Regions from separate parts of the Homo sapiens genome. Here region 2 is linked to region 1. A link is an interaction called in ENCODE POLR2A ChIA-PET data of the cell type or tissue named here. Cell type or tissue: IMR-90. All regions are shown on one strand. Each heading gives the region's core, and the rest is flanking DNA. Links, peaks and the distances in the headings are about the cores only.

The links. ChIA-PET counts read pairs that join two places held together with the same protein. Peaks named below come from ENCODE experiments on the same cell type or tissue, not always from the same donor. Only the 100,000 strongest peaks of a DNase experiment are listed, where the experiment ranks them.
Region 2: POLR2A ChIA-PET joins it to region 1 with 11 read pairs; 2 of 35 experiments call an interaction of 5 or more read pairs at or near these places.

What each region holds. Positions count from the first base shown.
Region 1 is chr16:86,880,653-86,886,840 of GRCh38, forward strand. No RefSeq gene overlaps it. Among named protein-coding and RNA genes, the nearest start is that of LINC02188, 160 kb to the left of the region's middle. In IMR-90, for the core only: no CTCF peak of the experiment used is centred there; DNase peaks (open chromatin) are centred at 29 and 2,449.
Region 2 is chr16:86,699,799-86,706,225 of GRCh38, forward strand. No RefSeq gene overlaps it. Among named protein-coding and RNA genes, the nearest start is that of LINC02189, 19 kb to the right of the region's middle. RefSeq lists a silencer at 1-71 and an enhancer at 333-1,240. In IMR-90, for the core only: no CTCF peak of the experiment used is centred there; no DNase peak of the experiment used is centred there.

The sequences.
Region 1 (6,188 bases), core at 1-5,000:
AGGAGCTGATGCTGAACAGACCAACATGACTCAGCCCTTGTGGTGCTCACGTTCTGTTGGTAAGAAAGTGACTTCATAAAGCTGAAAAGTAAAAGTCAATTATTATGCTGTAAGTGACAGGAGTTAAGTGGCAGGACTGCCCAGGGGTAGGGAAGGGGTTGTAACTTTCAGTAGGGCACTCAGGGCAGGTGTCACTGAAAGGCGGCGTTTGAATGGAAGTGTGAAGGAGGTGAGGGAGGGCACATTCCAGGTGGCTCCAGCAAGTGCAAAGGCCCTGGGGCAGGAACTGCCTGTGTGAGGCACTGAGCCCCAGCCGTGTGGCTGGTTGGGGGGTGGTGCATGAGGGAGAGACTCAGGAAGGAACCAGGCCAGACAGGCAGCAGGGGACACATGGGGAGGCCCTCGCCAGCCATACATGTGATTTATTTTGGCCTCACAGAATCTTGGAAGGTAAAAGATGAAGAACAAAGACTCACAGAGGTCGAGTGAATTCCTGAAGGTCACACGGCTACTATGCGGGAGGTCTGAGGCTCCAACAGGCACAAAACATCCACTGGCTCCTTCTCCTTCAGCCTGAGCGAGCCCAGCCAGCTGCTAAGTCATAAGTGATTGTTAGGAAGTGGTGGCTGTCCATAGCGGTGGCACCATTTGGCCCTCACCAGCTGTGAACCTGGGCTCCAGTTCCCCCACATCCTCACCAGCACTGGTGATTTTCCATTCCCGGATGACAGCCATCCTGGTTGGTGTGAGGTGGCATCTCCTTGTGGTTTTGATTTGCGTTTTCCCCAACAACTTGTGACGGTGAGCATCTTTTCATGTGCTCGTTGGACACAAAAGGCCGCAGAGCACACGATTCCGCTTCCATGAAATGTCCAGAAAAGGCAAACCCATAGAGACAGGAGGTGGACGTGCGGTTGACAGGGGCTGGGGTGAGGGCCCATGGGGAGGGACTATGAACGGGTGCAGAGTTTCCTCTGCAGGTGGTAAAAATGTTCTGGAGTTGGCGGTGATGGTTGCCCTGCATTGTGAATGTAAATGCCACTGCATTGCACACTTCGAAATGGTTAAAATGGTGACTTGTATGTGAGGTGTACTTTACTGACATAAGAATAGAAGTAATGGATTGCTACAGGCTCTTTTGGAAGGGGGTTGCCTAATTATAATTTTATCATCTTCCAGCCTGCTCCTTTTTTCTAGATTTTGGCATCTGTATGAGCAGCCTTGGACTCTTGCCGGGGTTTTTAGGAATTTACCTTAAGGAGAATGTCTTGAAAAGGCCAACGGGGCTTTCCACATGTGTCCTGGTCAGATGTCAGAGCCAGCGGGGAGAATCTGCTGATTGCCAGCTTCTCTCTGCACAGCAGAGCCCAGTGTGTCCGCGTCGGCATCTGAGGTCACCCCCAAACTCGTCTGGCACCCAATTAAATCAACGCCCAGCCCCATGTGGAAGCTCGAAGAACGTGAACTAATAACAATAAATAGCTATTTGGTTACTTTTTACAGACACATTTGGACTGCATTTCAGGCGATTTTATGAGCAAATGCTATTTTGAGCGTTCCCAAATTCCCAAATTGCACGTGAAACATCCGCAGGGCGAACATGAGGAGTTTTAAGCTCACAGATCTTGGACATAAATCTCAGGCTGTCCCAAGACCCAGGCAAGACTGGTGCAGCCACTGAAGTGCCCTCCTGGAAGGTTAGATGGTGCCCAGCTGACACTTGCCCTCAGGCACAACTGGGGAAGAGGCCAGGTCTAAGAAAAGAGCCCTGCAGAAAGAAAGGGCAGGAGAATAGAGGGGTGGTGAGATGGTGGGGAGGCAGTGGGGGGCGGCTGTGGGGTTCACCTGCTCTAGGGAACCCCCTCCCAATAGGTGGGGGCTGTTGTTGATCATAACTCTTCCCCACCCTAATTTAGGGTTGCCTTGTCCCAAGTGGGCACAGGTGGGCTTCCCACCATCATCTTCCCTCCAGATCTGCAGCCCACCTGAGCCTCATCCAGGGCTACCAGGTGCCCCTACCTCCAGGGGCCACAGACACAGGGCACTTTTTCTAGTTCCCCTTCCTGCCCTAGAATGTTGACAACACGTGCTGTCCCTCCACCTGGAAAGCTCTGCCGGCCTCTGCCCTCCCCTCCTCACCCATCAGCTTCCTCTTCCCCCGGTGCCAACTCACTGTCACCTCCCCGGGGAAGTGCCCCTGACCGCCAGGCAAGTTCTCTGGGTGACTTGCCCCCCAGCATCACAAGTGTCTCCTTCATTTGCATGATTCATTGACTATCTAACAGGGATCCTCATGTGTCCCACTCACCATCCCCAGCACCTAAGTGGGACCTGGCTCCTGGCAGGCTCCTGGAAATAACTCATGCCTAAGCAAAATCCTCCACTCCTGCTCCTAGCTGCCAGAGAGTCCAGGCAGACCCACGTGGCAGCTGGGGAGTTGGGCTGAAGCCAGGAGGAGCTGAGTCTGCAGTTTAATCCTGGGATACTCTGAATCACTCATCCATTTATCCATTTGTTCAAAACCTACTATCTGCCCAGCACTATGCTCAACCTGAAGATATGGAGATGAACAAGGCAACCTCTCAGTCTAGCTGGGAAAACTTGTATATCACACAGATGACTGTTAAAAGATGACTCCCAAGGAAGTAAGTTTGTGATGAATATGGGAGGAGTCAATTCCTTATCCTAGGAATACAGAATTGATCCCAGGTCCCCCTCAGATACCAGAATCTGCAGATGCTCAAGTCCCTGTGTAGTACAGCATAGTGTTTGCATATAACCAATGCACAGCTTCCCATATACTTCAAACCATCTGTAGGTTACTTGTAATACCTAATACAATGTAAATGGTAGGTGCATAGTTGTTATACTGTATTTTTGTTTGTATTATTTTTATTGTTGCACTGTTACTTCTATTGGGTTTGATTTTGGAATATTTTCAATCTGAGGTTGGTTGAAACTGTGGATGTGAAACTGTGGATGCCGTACTGTGAGGCACAGCTCTTCTGCTAGTTATCAGCTTCCTTCCTTATTGACACAATCCACATCCCATAACAGGTACTGACATCTGCTAGAGGCACTCACTTTCCCAACATGCCTTGCAGCTAAGAATTGCCCCATGGATCCAGTTCTGAACTCAAGGGGAGCTCCACAGGGAGTCTCTGGGAAAGAGCTTCTTCTGGGAAAGTGCTTTCTCCCCAGTGAAGAGATTCCTGGGACAAGAGTCCCCCCTGCAACCCTGTCTCTGGGTCTTACTGTGTGAGAAGGCGGGGCCTGGCGTTGGAGCCCGCATTTCATAAAGTCAAGCCACACAGAGGCCAGGGAACTGGAAGGCAGGAGGTGCTGCCTCCTGATGCTGCTGCTGAGCCACACCTGTAATCCCCCTGCCTGCAAAATCTGCCTGCCTGCAGAATCCCCCACCTGCAGAATCCCCCTGCCTGCAGAATTCCCCTGCCTGAAGAATCACCCTGCCTGCAGAATCACCCTGCCTGCAGAATCCGCCGCCTGCAGAATCCGCCTGCCTGCAGAATCCCCCGCCTGCAGAATCCGCCTGCCTGCAGAATCCCCCGCCTGCAGAATCCGCCTGCCTGCAGAATCCCCCGCCTGCAGAATCCGCCTGCCTGCAGAATCCCCCTGCCTGCAGAATCCTCCTGCCTGCAGACTTCTGTGGAGCCACTCAAGGCCATCATTGCTTACACCACTCTCGCTCAGGCATTTTATTATTTACAGCCAGGAGCAGCTGAGCCACTGCAACCTTACTGTTCCATCCCATTCTCTTGGAATCTTGCCCCCAGGAATGTGGGGTTGCCAAATGAGGCATTACTGGGAATGCCAGAGGGCCCAGGGGGCCTCCCGGAGAGCTGCCCGTGGGCAAATCTTCTCAAAACTTCCAGGATTCTCCACAACCCTCTGGGAGTCCCCAGAGCTTCCCGGAGCTCTGCCACTTATTAGCTGCCCAGCACTGAGCAACTTAGCCGACCCACTGTGACTCAGTTTCCTCTGTAGAAAAGAGGAAGAAAACACCCTAGTCTGGATGAAATAAACAAGGAAATGTGAGTGCCCGCCCTCCCTTCGCCCCTCCCAGGTCTTTTTCTTTGTGCTCACCCCACTTAGTATTCCCAGTTCTCCCTCCTCCAGACACCCAGTAACTTCACCCTCAATGCCCTTCTCAGACCCTGGACTGTCAGATCCGCCAGGGAAGGGCCTGTCTCAACTGTCTTTACTCCAAGTGTGCACCTCGCAGAGGTTAGTACATATTTGACCAACGAACGGCCATCCTCTCCCAGGAAAAGAGCCTCCTCGTCTCACGGGGACTTCCCGGACACCAAAGCCCCGAAGATCTGGGGGCCGCACTGTCCAGGACAGCACCTCAGGCCGCACACAGCTTCTGAGCACTTGAAACAAAGATACCGGAGTATAAAATACATGCTGGACACCAGATTTCAAAGGCAGAGAAAGAAAAGAATGGAAGGTATGATATGAATAATATTTACATTGATTACATATTGGTATGATATACTGATACATTGGGTTGCATAAAATGCATTACTAAAATTAATTTCACGTGATTCTTTTTACTGGCTCACATTGCATCACTTGTGGGATATATGCATGCAGCGGTGCTGATGCCAGGGCCCTGCCTCCCTCGACTCCACCGCCGGCCTCACTACCCTCCCCCAGGCTCCAGCCACACTGGCCTTGTCTCTGCCTCCCCAGATCTTCCCTGACGACCCTGATTAAGGTCCTCCTCTCTCTGCCCCATTTGCTCCAGTCCATCTTGTTCCCAGTATGTATCACAATCAGAAAGTGTTAGCAGGGTTTGTTTATTTATTTATTTTCATGCCTGGCTCATTTTTAATTGGCAAAAAGCATATGTAGGCTGGGTGTGGTGGCTCACGCCTGTAATCCCAGCACTTTGGGAGGCCAAGGAGGGCAGATCACCTGAGGTCAGGAGTTCAAGACCAGCCTGGCCAACATGGCGAAACCCCATCTCTACTAAAAATACAAAAGTTAGCGGGGTGCGGTGGTGGATGCCTGTAATCCCAACTACTCAGGAGGCTGAGGCCGGAGAACCACTTGACCCTGGGAGGTGGAGATTGCAGTGAGCTGAGATCACTCCACTGCACTCCAGCCTGGGAGACAGAGCGAGACTCAAAAAAAAAAGAAAAAGAAAAAAGAAAAAAAAAGCATATGTATTTATGGTATATAACATGATGTTTTGAAATATGTAACGTCTCTGTAATCCCAGCACTTTGGGAGGCCAGGTGGGTGGATCACGAGATCAGGAGTTCAAGACCAGCCTGGCCAAGATGGCGAAACCCCGTCTTTACTAAAAATACAAAAATTAACTAGGCGTGGTGGCAGGCACCTGTAATCCCAGCTACTCGGGAAGCTGAGGCAGCAGAATAGCTTGAACCTGGGGGGCGGAGGTTGCAGTGAGCCAAGATCGCGCCACTACACTCCAGCCTAGGTGACAGAGTGAGACTCCATCTCAAAACAACAACAACAAAATAAACACATAACGTCTCTCCATCACTTCCCACTGCATCTGGCATGGAACAAATGTTCAACCATTTGTTAATAAACCAGTTTTAAATAAAGTAATGAAGAACTGAGTGAAGGAACATATGGTCTTGGGGTGCAGTGGATGAGGACGCTACAGCAAGGCAATCTGGCCTCAGGCCAGCACCATGGGGTCCTGTTCACCTCAAATGTTGGTTTATTGCCTGAAGCATTGTGCAAAAGTCTGAAGTGTAAACGGCTTTCATGGCAAACTTCAAAGTATCGGCACACCCATCATCCTGCCATCTTTATTTCATTCTCATTTGTACGTTCCCATTCTGCCATTTTCTATTTCTATACACACTTCTCATAATTGCAATTGTACATCTTTTACTGGCTTTTAAATTTTAACATTGCATCTTTTACATTTTTTTCAAGTTTCTATAGGATCTTAAATTGGCTGCTAAATGTTGAATCATATTTCGCTTTTTCAAAATTTGTGAATCATATTCTTTATTATAGAACAGGGGTCTATGGGCCAAATCTTGCCTGCTGCCTGTTTTTGTAAATAAAGTTTTATTGGAACATAGGCACTCTCCTTGCTTCCTTACTGTCTGTGGCTGTGTTTGTGTTACAATGGCAGAGCTGGGGAGCTGTGACAGACACTGCCTGTGTGTGGTCTGCAA
Region 2 (6,427 bases), core at 514-5,513, 180 kb before region 1:
CTCTTCGAGGGCCTCCGCTGTTTCTGGCTATAATGTTCTAGAGTTTGCACGTGTGCGGTATCACACGCACACATACACACACCATGCTCACATGCAGCACACCCCAACACACACCCTCTTTGTACAGTGAGCTCATTGTGAGTTGGTTGCCTTTCTGAATACTGAGCTCAACAGGGTTTTTACGAGGTCAGGTTTAGGGGATTTTATGTAACAAAATAAACTGAACATTGATAGAGTGAAATATCTTTCTTTAAAAGGCTGGGCTTAAAATGGCAAACGAAAACAAGACCGCACATCCTCAAAGTGGCAGAAGGAGACAGAAAATCAGCTTCCTGCATTTCTTGATGAATTCAGCTGCAGGACCTCAAACAGAGAGGATGAGCTTTTCTTTTCTTCTACATTTTTGTCTTCTCTTTTTAAAAATAAGAATGAATCATGCTGAGAGAGATTTCTCTACCAAGAGCTCTTCTACTGGATGGATTCCAAAGGAATGTCAACTCGAAATCTGGGCTCACTGGTGAGAAGGGGGCTGGTTGGGTGACAGCCTCCCATCCCATCCTTTTTCTTCCATTCCACCCGCCTGGGCAATTGCATGTGGTTCCAGCCCTTGGTCCTGGAGAAGAGCCCAGGGCGGTGTCAGGGGAGCTGCCATCAAACCTGCAGCCTCGTTCGCCGGTCTTCACCAGCCGTGCTGCCCGCCCCACCTGTGAAAGCAGGGGAGTGAGGCTGCCGGGAGGATGAAATGCGACGGCTCACAGAGGTCGCAGCCCACGCCCAGCTGCGGGAGGGCCTGTCGAGTCCCCGATCAGGAAGGCCCACGTCCAGATGCCTTGGAGATGCCCCGGGTTTTCATCTTGGAGGCATCTCAGATGTAAAATGGCCAAACGGGCCCTCTGGGCTCTGCCCAGGCCTGCTCTTCCTCTCCTCCTCCATGGCTCTGAAAAGGGCACCCCACCCTCCACCTCCCAGAGTTGTCTTTGTTGAACTCCCCCGTCCAGCCCTCCTTGAGTGTGGACCGTGCAGCCTTCCATGGGCACCCAAGAAGCTCCACAGCCTCCACACCTGAGCTAAGCTCCATCCTCTCCTTCCGGAGGACAGAGCCAGCTGCTTCCCTCGTCCCCCGCCACCTGCAGTCCCCGTCCCACCGTGGCCTGGGTCATGGCTTTCCATCACCCTTGGAATCGAATCCAGAGGGCTTCTCTGGGCTCCCACAGACGTGCACGATCCAGGACCTGCTCCCTTGCTCCGCTTTTCCCCTTCCCCTTCCCGCCCCCCATGGCCACCCTGGCCCTCTCTGTCCTCCTGACCTTCCGCAGGGGTTCCTGCACCCATGGTGTTCCCCCCTGTCTGGCAAGCTCTTCCCTGGTAGCTTCTTCTGTCCTCAGAGGGGTCTTTCCTGAGCAGCCAATCGAAGCCTCACCCCATAGTCTCCCTGAGTTGATTTCCCGTGGTTCTCAGCGCCCTCCGAGGCCATCGCACTAATTTCCTCATTACCCACCCCCACCCTCACAAGCTGGGAGGGCACGGACCCGCCCCATTCTGTTCCCTGATGTACCCTCTGTGCACGCACCCTGCGGGCATGCAGCAGGTGCTCGGAAACGCCGATGGAATGAACCAGCGCGCATCACAGAAAGAGCTAAGGGACCTCCACACCTGCTCCTGTCGGAAGACGGTTGGGCGGCAGACACAAAAGGAGGCAGAGACCCCACCGCAGCCTCGGGTCCTGTTCCTCAGGCCAGGACGCCCCACTCCGGGAGACCATATGGAAGACCGGTGGCCAGCACTTTGGATGCGGTTGAAGACAGATGTGCTTTTCGCGTAAGTGCTTTGAGCGCAGAGTTTCCCTTCAAGCCCTGACTCCCTCTTTGGTACAATGGGGAATCGTGACCGCCTTCTGGGGTGAGGCTCAGGTGATCCTCAAGTCTTGGATACCTACAGATTCAGGGATCTGCAGGCCGGCCACAGCCAGCAGGCCGGGGTTGTTCCCAGCACGGCCGCCCGCATTCTGCCTCCTCCAGAGTGAGTATCCGGGCAGTTTCCTGGGGAGACCTGGGTTCCCATTTGTATCACAATGACAACAGCTAGTTTCTGGCACCTAAAGCAGGACCACAGCTTCATAAAACTACCTCTTCGATAATAGAGAGGAGAGAGGGATAAATACTTCAAAATGGTGTTCCAGGACAAGATGACCAACAGGTTTTGAGAACGGAGGTTTCAGAAACTATCTGAGCCAGGCACGGTGGCTTACACTTACAATCTCAGCACTTCGGGGAGCTGAGGTGGGAGGATCACTCGAGCCCAGGTGTTCAAGATCACCCGGGGCAATAACAAGACCTCAGCTTTACTAAAAATTGTAAAAATATTACCCAGGCATGGTGGCACATGCCTGTCATCCCAGCTTCTCAGGAGGCTGAGGTGGCAGGATCACTTGAACCCAGAAGGTTGAGGTTGTAGTGAGCTGAGATTGCACCACTGCATTCCAGCCTGGGCAACAGAGTGAGACCTTGTCTCGAAAAAAAATAAAAAAAAAAAAACAAGCAAAGATTCCATGTCACACCGATTAGGACGGCTGTTCTGAAAGAGGCAGGGAATAACACATGTTGGCAAGGACGCAGAGAGGACAGAATCCTTGTGCACAGTTGGCGGGAAAGGAAAATAGTGCAGCCACAGTGAAAAACACTCTGAGGTTCCTCAAAAAATTAGACAGTTGCCATATGACCCAGCAATTCCACTCTTAGGTATATACCTACAGGAGCTAAAAGCAGAGTCTTGGGATTTTTTTTTTCTTTTTCTTTTTCTTTTTTTTTTTTTTTTGCAATGGAGTCTCACTCTGTTGACCAGGCTGGAGTGCAGCAGCATGATCTCAGCTCACTGCAACCTCTGCCACCTGAGTTCAACTGATCCTCCTGCCTCAGCCTCCTGAGTAGCTGGGACTGCAGGTGTGTACCACCAGGCCTGGCTGATTTTTTGTATTTTTAGTAGAGACGGGGTTTCACCATGTTGGCCAGGATGGTCTCGAACGCCTGACCTCAAATGATCCACCTGCCTCACCCTCCCAAAGTGCTGGGATTACAAGTGTGAACCACTGCACCTGGACTTGGAGAGATTTTTGCATACCCACATTCAGAGCAGCACAATTCACAATAGCTAAAAGGTGGAAGCAATCCAAGTATCCGTTGACAGATAAATGAGTCAACAAAATGTGGTCCATCCATAGAGTGGAATATTACGCGGCCTTAAAAAAGACGGAAATCCTGACCCATGCTCCAACATAGATGAGCCCTGAGGGCATTATGCTCAGTGAAATAAGCCAGGCACACACACCCACACACACACACTCCCACACCCCCACACCCACACACACACACCCCCACACACACCCCCACACCCACACACCCACACACCACACACACACACCCCCACACCCACCCCACACACCCACACACCCACACACCACACACACACCCACACACACCCATACCCACACCCACACACACCCACACACCCACACCCACACCCCACACACACTCACACCCCCCACACACCCACACACCCACACACACACCCACACACCCCCACACACATAACCACACACCCAGACACACCTCCCCACACACACACACCCACACACACACACCCACACACACACACACAATACTGTACAACTGCACATATACGAGGTGCCTAGAGTAGTCAGATTCATGGAGACAGAAAGAATGGTGGGTGCCAGGGCTGGGAGAGGATGCATGGGAAGTGTTGACTTAGCGTTTAATGGGACAGAATTTCAGTTTGGGAAGATAGAAAAATTCTGGAGATGGATGGTAGTGATGGATACAAAACAATATGAATAAAAATGGTTTAAACGGTGATAACAAGTATATTTTGCTGCAATTATATAAAAGTCTGGCAGCCACTAGCACCTGTGTAGGGTGTCACCCTTGCCACCTTCCACGCGTGTGGAGCCCGCCTTGCAGAGGAGGAGTTATGAAAGGAGACAGGTAGATGGGGCAGGTGCTGGGTGCAGGGCCAGGCTGGGCCGGGCCCTGCCTCTGTTCCATCTGTCTGCAGCCCAGGTGCCATCTTCAGAAAGCCCAAGGTCACCCCGGGGACAGGCTCCTCCACACAGAGTCTTGCAGCTGCCAAGGCCTCACCCCCAGAGACACTGGGAAGATAAGAAGAGGTGTAACTTCACCTGAAAGCTGCCAGGGCTCAGACGCACTTCAAAGGCAAGACTCTGGGAGGAGGCCCCGGAGCAGGAAGAGGCGTGAAGGGGATGATCGTGTTCCACCAGAGTGAAAAGGGCATTGCAGGGAGAAGCTGATGGGTTCATGGGGATGGTAACTGTCTCCCTGGAAGCCCCAAGAGGGTGAGGTGAGCTCTCAGAGCTCAGGGGAGGTGAGTGAGAAGGGCCCCTCAAACCCCAAAATCCAACAGCGGAAGCAGCAGGGCGGCAATGCAAGGGCCCCAGGTGGAAAGTGTGCAGCCTGCCTCCTGGAAAGGGCATGCAGTGCCCCGGGAATTCCACGCACATTCCAGGAAAAAAGAATGAGGATGAGAATCAAAATCCCCCAGCGGTAACTCTTCCTGCAAAGAAGTAAACCCCCAAATTTCCTGAAGGTGCCCCTCGCCGCCAAACTCAATGCCTTCTCACTAAATGGCAAAGGAAAGTAGGATTTCTTCTCTTGGATTGGATCTTAGTTTTTTAAAAATGCACCTTTGGAAACAAACTCTAAAAGCATCTCAGGAGGGCCCACTCCTCCCGGGAAGCAATCCTGATTTTACCAGGGATGCTCGCAAGACTGCAGGGCCCTATTGCTCCTGCTGCCCCGACCCCTGACCAGCGGGGACAGGAGCTGGTGGGCACCTTCAGGAAGTCCAGGTGGGGGAGCCCAAGGTGCTGGGATGTGAGGGACAGACAATCACTGCCCTCATGGAGCTGTTCACACAGCGGATGAGGTTGACACAATCCAGAGGGAGCACCCAGTAATGGGGGTCCCGAGTTCAGAGAGCAGAGGGCTTCCTGGTGGAGGTGACACTGAAGCCTAGAGCGGAAGGGTGGTAATGACCAGATGAGGAGCTCACTCTCTGTTTCGGGGGTGAGTGTTGAGAGAGGGAGAACAGCAGAGGTAGAGGTGAGATGGGGTTGGGGTGTAGTAGGGCCCACTGATGGCTTCAAACTGCATGGGTCTTGAGGACCCAGGGAAGACTTGAATGGTTTAAACAAAGAAGAGAATTGGTGTTGGATCATTCAAAGCCATGCTTAACTCTGTGAAACACTAAGTGGTTTAACCTTTCTTTAAACCCTGCTGTGGCCAGGCGCGGTGGCTCACACCTGTAATCCCAGCACTGTGGGAGGCCGATGCGAGTGGATCACCTGAGGTCACAAGTTTGATTCCAGCCTGACCAACGTGGTGAAACCCAGTCTCTACTACAAATACAAAAATTAGTCAGGCATGGTGGTATGCGCCTGTAATCCCAGCTACTTGGGAGGCTGAGACATGAGAATCACTTGAACCTGGGAGGCTGAGGTTGCAGTGAGCTGAGATTGTGCCACTGCACTCCAGCCTGGGCGATAGAGCGAGACTCCATCTCAAAATAAATAAATAAATCAACCTTTGCTGAGCTGCAGGACGTGGACTGGGTGGGGGTGGGAGTCAGGGAGCCCCGTCCAAACTGTGGGATGGTCCTGGACAAGGCGATGCAGCATGGCCCAGGGTCCTGGCAGTGAGATACAGAGGTGGACCAGACTGAGAGAGGCTTGGGGGAGGGGCTTCATGAGTCTTCCCTAAAGTGCCTGATAGGGTTTGGCTGTGTCCCCACCCAAATCTCATCTTACATTGTAGCTCCCGTAATCCTCATGTGTCATGGGAGGGACCCAGTGGGAGGTAATTAAATCATGGGGGTGGGTTTTTCCCTTGCTGTTCTCATGACAGTGAATAAGTCTCACGAGATCTGATGGTTTTATAAAGCACAGCTCCTCTGCACATGCTCTCTTGCCTGCCGCCATGTAAGACATGCTTTTGCTCCTCCTTTGCCTTTTGCCATGATTGTGAGGCCTCCCCAGCCATGTGGAACTGTGAGTCCGTTAAACCTCTTTTTCTTTATAAATTACCCAGTCTTGGGTATTTCTTCATAGCAGTATGAAAATGGACTAATATATGCCTTATCGGAATTTTAAATTTTTTTTGGCCAATGTCTGCATTCTTTCTTAGAAAATGGGCCAATTTTCTAAAATATCATGTCTTAAAAAATGAGTCATGAATTCTGGAAGAAAAGGGAGGCGATGTGGGCAAAAAGAACACGCTAAGACCTAGGTTCGAGTCCCATCTCTTCTGCCAGAGCTTTTGTAAGGATGGTGCTTGGGAATGTCGAATTAATCACATCACCTCTCCTCTAGGATAGAAAACCACAGAGCACAGATTCGAGG